Regions from separate parts of the Homo sapiens genome. Here regions 1 and 2 are each linked to region 3. The links are chromatin loops, found by intact Hi-C in ENCODE. Cell type or tissue: ascending aorta. All regions are shown on one strand.

Region 1 (2,500 bases), 190 kb before region 3:
TCTGCATGCCTGTTTTTTTCCATCATGGACTGGGAGGTGACTTGTAAGCATTCTTCATTGTGGAAATAAATTCACGACGTGCAACTGAATGAAAAAAGTATATGCCTGCTGTGTGAGCAGAGAAGAACAACATTCTGGTTGAGTTATATGTCCCATTTTTCATTATGCTTGGGTGGAATAGATATGCCCCTGGAATTCCTGGTTATGATTAGTATCATGAATGTATTTGGCTGACCAGATTTTGCCCTGATCAAGTGCAGAATCTATATATTTTGTTATCTTGAGTTTGATTTTAATCACTAGGCATGGACCCCAGGACATTTTATTTCTTTTTCCTACTTTGTAAAAGGTTTAGTTCTAGAAGTTTCATGCAGTCATTCAGTGACTTGAATGAATTCTTGACTCCCACTTGCCCTCGGACTGAGTTAGGCAACCCCTTTTGTGATCCACAGGTCCGTAAACCAATCATCACGATAGCTTCTTGCTTTGTCCTTCCTTCTGCTTTATGCTCTGTTTCATCCCCAAGACCTGGAACCCCTTGAAGGCATACACCATATATCCATTGCTGTATCCCTAACACCTGGGAAAGTACCTGAAACAGAAGAAATGTCAAAAGAAAAATAAAAGTTGGAAGGATGGGATGAGATAGGGTGATTGGAGAAAAAAACATGCAACGTTGTGGTTATTTTAGGATTCCGAAGAGAAATGTGGCCAAATAACTTTGAGCCCAGTCATATCCCTGGTTCCTGTACATCCAGAATTCATTATTCAAGATGACAAAGATTCTCTGAAACAAAATTTAATAAGCTTGAGAATGTTTAAGTTGGAATTAAAACCTCCAAGCTGGTCTGTGAGTGAGCCTGGTTTCCGTGTTCTATCTCGTAGCCATGCACGTGGGTGAGAAGCTCCTTGAGTCCTTGTTCAACAAGGTTCATATGAAGAGCTCTTTGAGCCTTAAGGAAACAGAGTAGATGTTGCCAAGAGTGACTGAGTCACCACTCCAGACAGTGAGAACTGTGTGTTTACTGGGCTGCTTCCAGTCAGCCTGGTGAAGTTGACGGGGCACACAGGCCAATGCCTGTAGGGCACAGGGCCCTGGCTCAGAGTGGGAATATGGCAGAGGTCAGCTTGGGCAGGGCCGTGGGAGCCACGTATGAAACTATGGCACTGGAAGGACAGTTCTCCCTTTCTCCATAGAGTTGGGTTAGAGACCTGGTCCCATCTTGCTTATGAAAGAGAATAACGCCACCAAAATTTGGTGTAGCTACACCTTGCTTTAAGAAAGCCCAATATTAGTAGAGAAGAATAAGAATTAATCTCAGGATTTTGCAGTTTGCAGTGTGCTTTCACATCATTGCCCTTTTGCTGCTCATGAGGGAGGAAGAAAGCTTTAGTCACCATCTCCATTTAATAAAGTCCATTGATTAAGAAGAGCATGGGGCCAGACACGGTGGCTCACGCCTGTAATCCCAGGACTTTGGGAGGCCAAGACAGGAGGATTACTCGAGCCCAGGGGTTCGAGACCAGCCTGGACAACATAATGAGACCCCCATCTCTACAAAAAATAAAAAAATTAGCCGGGCATGGTAGCATGTACCTGTGGTCCTAGTTACATGGGAGGCTGAGGCAAGAGGATTGCTTGAGCCCTGGAGGTGAGGCTGTAGTGAGCCATGTTTGCACCACTGCACTCCATCCTGGGCAACAGAGCAAGACCCTGTCTCAAAAAATAAGAAGAGCATGGACTTTATTGTTCAAATTCTTACTCTACCACTTATTAGCCATGACTTGGGCAAGTTGCTAATGTCTCTGAGCTGCAGTAAATCCACTGTATAAGATACTTGCATGAATTAATGAAATAATTAAATAAACCTGTTAAATTATTATTTATTTATTTGAGACAGAGTCTCCCTCTTCACCCAGACTGGACTGCAGTGGCTCAATCTCAGCTCACTGCAACCTCTGCCTCCCAGGTTCAAGCGATTCCCCTGCCTCAGCCTCCCGAGTAGCTGGGATTACAGGCGTGTGCCACCACGCCCAGCTAATTTTTTGTATTTTTAGTCAGGACGGGGTTTCACCATGTTAGCCAGGATGGTCTTGATCTCCTGACCTCGTGACCTACCCACCTTGGCCTCCCAAAGGGCTGGGATTACAGGCATGAGTCACCGAGCCCGGCTAAATGAAATTATTTAAAGCACTTAGTACAGTGCCTGGTACAGAGGTGGCATTCAAAAAGTACTAGTTATTAGTATTAGTTTTATTTTTACTTATGAATAAACTGGAGCTTAGCTAGACTCAAGATTACCAAGCCTTTAAGTTGGACTTGAACCCATTCACAAAGTTCGATGATTGCATAATTCTAAGGGTAGTCTGAATATCACAGAACAGAATAAGATGATTATCTTGGCATTCTTTCCACTTCATTATAATTATCTGATTTTTAAAGGTGTCTTAGCCTTACAAAAAATTGTTAGGATTCCTCTAAATGGGTGCTTCATTTGCA
Region 2 (2,500 bases), 350 kb before region 3:
TTACATATAGAAATGGTCCAGCGGCAGCAGGCTGGACAAGATAACTGCACAGCCTAGTGGTGGCTGGCTGGGCAGGAAAATCACAACTGCTTTCAAAAAGACTGTAGTTTCTACATCACTTAACAGCCTCCCCTTAATGACCTCCACGTGGCAACTTTCATTTAACCTAGAGCTCAGAGCCTCAATCTCCTGTACAGCTCTTGTTCTATGGGACGGGATGGGGGCTCAGATGTTCCTCATGGGCAAGGAATGAATCTGTGGGTTGGTTACGTCTGGATTCCCTGGCTCAGAACGCACATTCAGGTGTTTCTGCCAGACAAGGTCATTCTAAGGGTATGCTTAAATTATTGCTATAAGGGGCACTTACCCTACACCCACCCTAATCCAGGATAAACTCATTTTAACTAATTAAATCTGTAAAGATCATAGTTTCAAATTAGGTCATATTCTGAGGTTCCAGGAGGACATGAATTTTTGGCAAGACATTATTCAGACCAGTACAGGACCAGTTCATGAAGAGTCTAGAAGGTATTACCAAGAAATTTGGACTGCGCGCAAGGGGCAGTCATGAAGGGTGACTGAGGGAAAGAATAACCAGAGTCAACCTGAAACCCCCAGGAATCTGATTGGCTCCGTGTTCTTTCTTTCTCACCCAGCTCCCTATGCCTTGTTGCTTTATTAAGGAATTAAACAGGGTGGGCGTCCATCAGCAGATGAGTGTTTTTTGAGAGTGGCAGCCTTTTCTTCTTTTTGGAAACTTTGCATTTGCCTCTGTTGTGCCTTGGACTAATCAGTATGCCGCGTGAAACTATTTAAAGCCTGATGCATTAGTCACAACAAATCTGCTCCTGCTGGGAGTTAAAAAGGCTGATCAGGGCGCCAGTTTCTTTTTGGTGAGCACAGTTTGTTTTTCCCGTTACTTCATTTGCATCCAGCCCCTTGGATTTCTCGGACTTCACGCACAGAGCCCCTTTCCTGAATTGCCCCTGGTACAGAGAGAGCTGCCAAGGCCTGGTCAGGCCACCTTTGAAAACCTTTCTGAGGACAGAGGCTGAGACAAGGCCAGGGACCAAAACAGGAGGGGCTGCTGGGCTGGACTGAGCTGGGCTGGGCTGGGCTGATCCACGGGGAAGACCCTGATGCCCAGAGAACACACTGTGCCAGCTGGAAACTGTTGATAAAGCCTGTGGTGACCACTTCAGCGCCCTGCTCTGACCTTTTCCCATCTAATGTGGGGCTATTTTAATGTTGTTTTGAAGCTGAGAGAGCACCAGAACCTTGGGCCTGCTCTCCTGGTGGAAACCACAGGCTTCATCTGCCTTTGTGGTGTTGCCAAACCCTTGACTGTCCTATAAGGGAGCGGGCTTGAGAGTAACACAGTTGGCCTCAACGCGTGTGTGGAGGCCTAGGGCTCCTGTTTATTTTTAGCAGGAGTACTCAAGCAGCATGGCAGAGTTTCTCCATACTGCCTCATAAGGTGTCCTCAGATTCTGGGGCTGCAGGTTGCACAAGAGAGCAACCCTGGGGTGGTGACAAGAAGAGAGTTTGAATTTCTGAATTAAAGGCTTTTGCTCCTCTGCCTCGGGTTAACTGTGTGACCTTAGGCAAGTTGCTTGACCTCTCTGAACACCAGTTTTATCAGCTATAAAGTAGAGTGGGTAATTCCTCTTTATCGTAAGATTCAGCAGCATGAACTAAGAGGATTTCTGGGAAAGTGCTTCATAGGCTGCATGGTGTGTGATGGGAAGGTATAAGGGACATGAATAGCCCTGTATCTGGTGCACAGTAACAGCTTACACTTATTGAGGGTATGGTATGTGCTATACATTGTTCTGGGTACTTTTCATGGATTGTCCTATTTAATCTGCACAAAAGCCCTAAGAGATACTGTTATAATCTCTATTTTACAGATGAGGAAACTGTGGCTTAGAGAATTTATTTGCTGAAGATCAAACAGCTAATTAATTGCCAAAGCCAAATTCAGACTCTGCAGCCTGCAGTCTTACCCCCAGTCTCTTGGTGCTGCCTCTCTCAGTGTCATCATTATCATTACCATCATCATTGCCCAGTTATTGGAACCTGGTCTTCGACAAACCCCAAAAATATTATACATTGTCTCTAATCCTCACAGCAGCATCATAATATTAACTCATTGTAATATTTACATTGTGGTGTAAATATTATCCCCTCCACTTCATAGATGAGGAATGTTGAGAATAAAGGGTTTTGTTCACTCCGTTTATTGAGCACCTACATCTCTATTTGAGGCACTGGGACACAAGAATGAACAAAACAGGAGGGTCCTGCCCTCATAGAAAGTATATTTTAGTGTGAAGGAACCAGGTGATGTAATACCTAAGCACAGTAATTTCAAGTAATACTAAAGGCAGTGAAGAAAATAATGTAATGTGACAAGTGATGGGTCAGGGAAGGCCTCTCTGAGGAGGGACTGTGTGAGATGAGGCTTGAGTGGTAAAAAAGAGCCGCATAAAATGTATGG
Region 3 (2,500 bases):
AAAGAGAATTGCAGGCAGATGAGGTGGACTGTTTGCCCCTGATTCCACCTCACCTTCTCCCATTTGCTTCATCTTTGCTCTAAATGTGGTCTTCTGGTGTAGGAAGGGGAGTGAACCTCAGAGTCACTGGGAAGAACTCACGGGCTCTGCTGAATAAAGGCCTCCCCTGCCCTGGAAGGCATTAACCAGGAAGCAGGGAGCCTGTCTGTGCTCCAGCCTTGCGCTGCACTTGAGCAGGCCCCTCACTGGTTAACAGTGGTTGGCGGTGCCAAGGCCCTGCTCCTTTGGACCTGAACCTAAAGGAAGGCTTTCTGGGCATGGCTGGAAAGGAACTCCCCTTCCCACCTAGGAGAGGTTGCTGATGGAGCTGATCATAGAGGATCATTGGGCGTCCTTCCCACCATGGGAAAGTGAGGCCCCAGCCATCTGGGGCAGGGAGCAGAGACATGCTCCCATCTCAAGACTCACTAGTTCAGTGTGAGGCAGGAAAAGTCATCACTGCTTTGTGCTTAGAGGTCATTTGAAGGTTAGTCTTTCAAGAGTGTGGAGCTGCAAAGGGAGGCGGCCAGAGTTTGCATCCCACTAAGTGGCTCAAAAGTGAGTCACTATGCCCCAAACTTGTGACCTCGCCATCCTGATCAGCCCAGGAGACTGTATAGACTGCGGATTCCTGCGGAAGCTTGCTGTGTTCTTCATGCCTCTGGTTTTGAAGGAACATTTGGTGATGTTTTTTGAGGGCCTGCTACTTGACAGGCACCATTAGGGGCCCGACGTGCATGATCTCATTTAGTTCTGACAGCCCAGTGAGTCTCTTAACAGATGAGGAAACTGAGGCTCACGGACGTTCTTGCCCCGTACCATGTCCACTCAGCAGGGTATGGTGGAGTGCGTGTTGGTGCCCAGGACTAGCTGGCCCCTTGGCTACTTCTGTTATTTTCAGGCTATCCTGAGGACACCCATCACTCCACTGAGAAGCCACAGGTGGCTTGGGGAACCAAATACTGAATTTTATAGAGTGGAGTTCTCCCTATGATTTCATTTGACAAAAGGATTCCTTTATTTTTAAAAAATTAAAATTCCCTACTCTCCTTTGTGTTACTTTGAGTCCACACCTACTCTAGGGTCACCTGCCCCTCACCTAACCCGGGTAAGTGGCCATGAAGTGAGCACATTGCAGTTCAGAGTGAGGTTCTAGGCTGAGAACAGGTGGAGTCCCTAGAATGGGTTCTGACAGGGCTACCGTGCACCAGGAGCTGGGATGGAGCGCTGCCCATGGTAGTATGGATTTGGTGGGAACGTAAGGAGACCTGCTGTCATCAGGGGATGAGGATGGCTTCCAGGTAGCCCCTCCCACAGGTACACCCGTGCCAGGAGGAAACATGATATCGCCCTCTAGTGAGCATAAGGTAGCACTGCAAGGGCGTGTAAGTGCAGATGCACTTGTGGAACTGCTTGGAGGACCTTCCTGAATGTGCAGCCGATGCATCCTTCTGTGATGTGCACACCCTCCCAGGAGCCCCCTGCATCCCACAGTCAGAAGGCTCACAGTGGCCCAGGTTTTAGTTTTCAATGTCTCAGCTCCCTGTTGTCCTGCTCCCATTTTTCCTGACCCAGTGGGGATGCCAGGTTCCTTCTCCTGCCTTAGGGAAAGTGAATGTCCTCCCCTCTGTGTCTGTCTGTCCAGATGTCTCTGCTGCTGCCCTCGGGGCCTGCAGTGGAGCTGAGGAGCTTTATGATGTTTCCTTTGCTTACCACAGTACTTACCCAGCCATTCATCACCCAGACTTGAACATGTCCAGTGACAAGTGAGGAGGCTTGTAAAAATATTTTCTGTTCTTGCAGATGATGTTAACATGTACCTAATGTGCATTTGTCTTATGACTCAGTCCTGAGCCCTGCTTCCCTTTGGAGCTGTCATTGGAAACACTTGCCAAAGTGTCTAAAGTCTGCAGGGTAACTCAAAAGGCCTTTCTCTGTGCCCAGGGCAGGCTTGGTGCCTGCAGGGAACAGGAACAGTGCAGAGTCAGTGTGGGGCCATTTATCGGATTATCCAGCCTGCTCTGAGACCCCAGACAGGTCTCCCGTCTCTTGGCCTTGGGTTCTCCATCTATAAATTGACAAGTTTGGACTAGAAGAGTGTTTTTTCAGGCTGGTTTCTATGAAGCCCAAAAGTTCCCCAGTCTACTCAGTTGAGGACCAGAGATGAAGAGCAAATGTTTGAAAACCATGGTGCCAGATAATCTCTGAGGACATGTTCAGCTCCAGGAGTTCTAGCCTCTGTGATTCTGCAGCCCTGAGCATGTCCTCATCCAGGCTGTAGAGTGGAGACAGAAGCAGTAGCTGTCACAGAAGCAGTAGCTGTGAGGGTTTGGTTCAGCCTCATGTGAGGTCTGGCTTGGGAAATGCAGCCCAGTTTCCACAGGGAAAGACCTCAGAGGGAGAAACTTCTCAAAATTGCACAAATGGTTCTAATGTGGAGCAGCCTTCTTCTGCTCCAAAT

What was found. Peaks named below come from ENCODE experiments on the same cell type or tissue, not always from the same donor. Only the 100,000 strongest peaks of a DNase experiment are listed, where the experiment ranks them.
Region 1: a loop joins it to region 3, with 2.5 times the contacts of the local background. A loop is called at or near these places in 13 of 110 quality-filtered maps.
Region 2: a loop joins it to region 3, with 2.2 times the contacts of the local background. A loop is called at or near these places in 3 of 110 quality-filtered maps.

The regions. Positions count from the first base shown.
Region 1 is chr11:19,918,413-19,920,912 of GRCh38, forward strand. All of the region lies in intron 6 of NAV2 (neuron navigator 2), which reads left to right. Among named protein-coding and RNA genes, the nearest start is that of NAV2-AS3, 62 kb to the right of the region's middle. In ascending aorta, no CTCF peak of the experiment used is centred here; a DNase peak (open chromatin) is centred at 1,049; H3K27ac peaks cover 2,500 bases.
Region 2 is chr11:19,755,909-19,758,408 of GRCh38, forward strand. The region is part of intron 1 of NAV2 (neuron navigator 2); the gene reads left to right. Among named protein-coding and RNA genes, the nearest start is that of MIR4694, 2.9 kb to the right of the region's middle. RefSeq lists an enhancer at 1,107-1,659. In ascending aorta, no CTCF peak of the experiment used is centred here; a DNase peak (open chromatin) is centred at 1,083; H3K4me3 peaks cover 957 bases; H3K27ac peaks cover 2,417 bases.
Region 3 is chr11:20,109,674-20,112,173 of GRCh38, forward strand. The region is part of intron 36 of NAV2 (neuron navigator 2); the gene reads left to right. Among named protein-coding and RNA genes, the nearest start is that of DBX1, 50 kb to the right of the region's middle. RefSeq lists an enhancer at 1,900-2,500. In ascending aorta, a CTCF peak has its summit at 1,401 (motif pointing left); DNase peaks (open chromatin) are centred at 1,375 and 1,927; H3K27ac peaks cover 2,500 bases.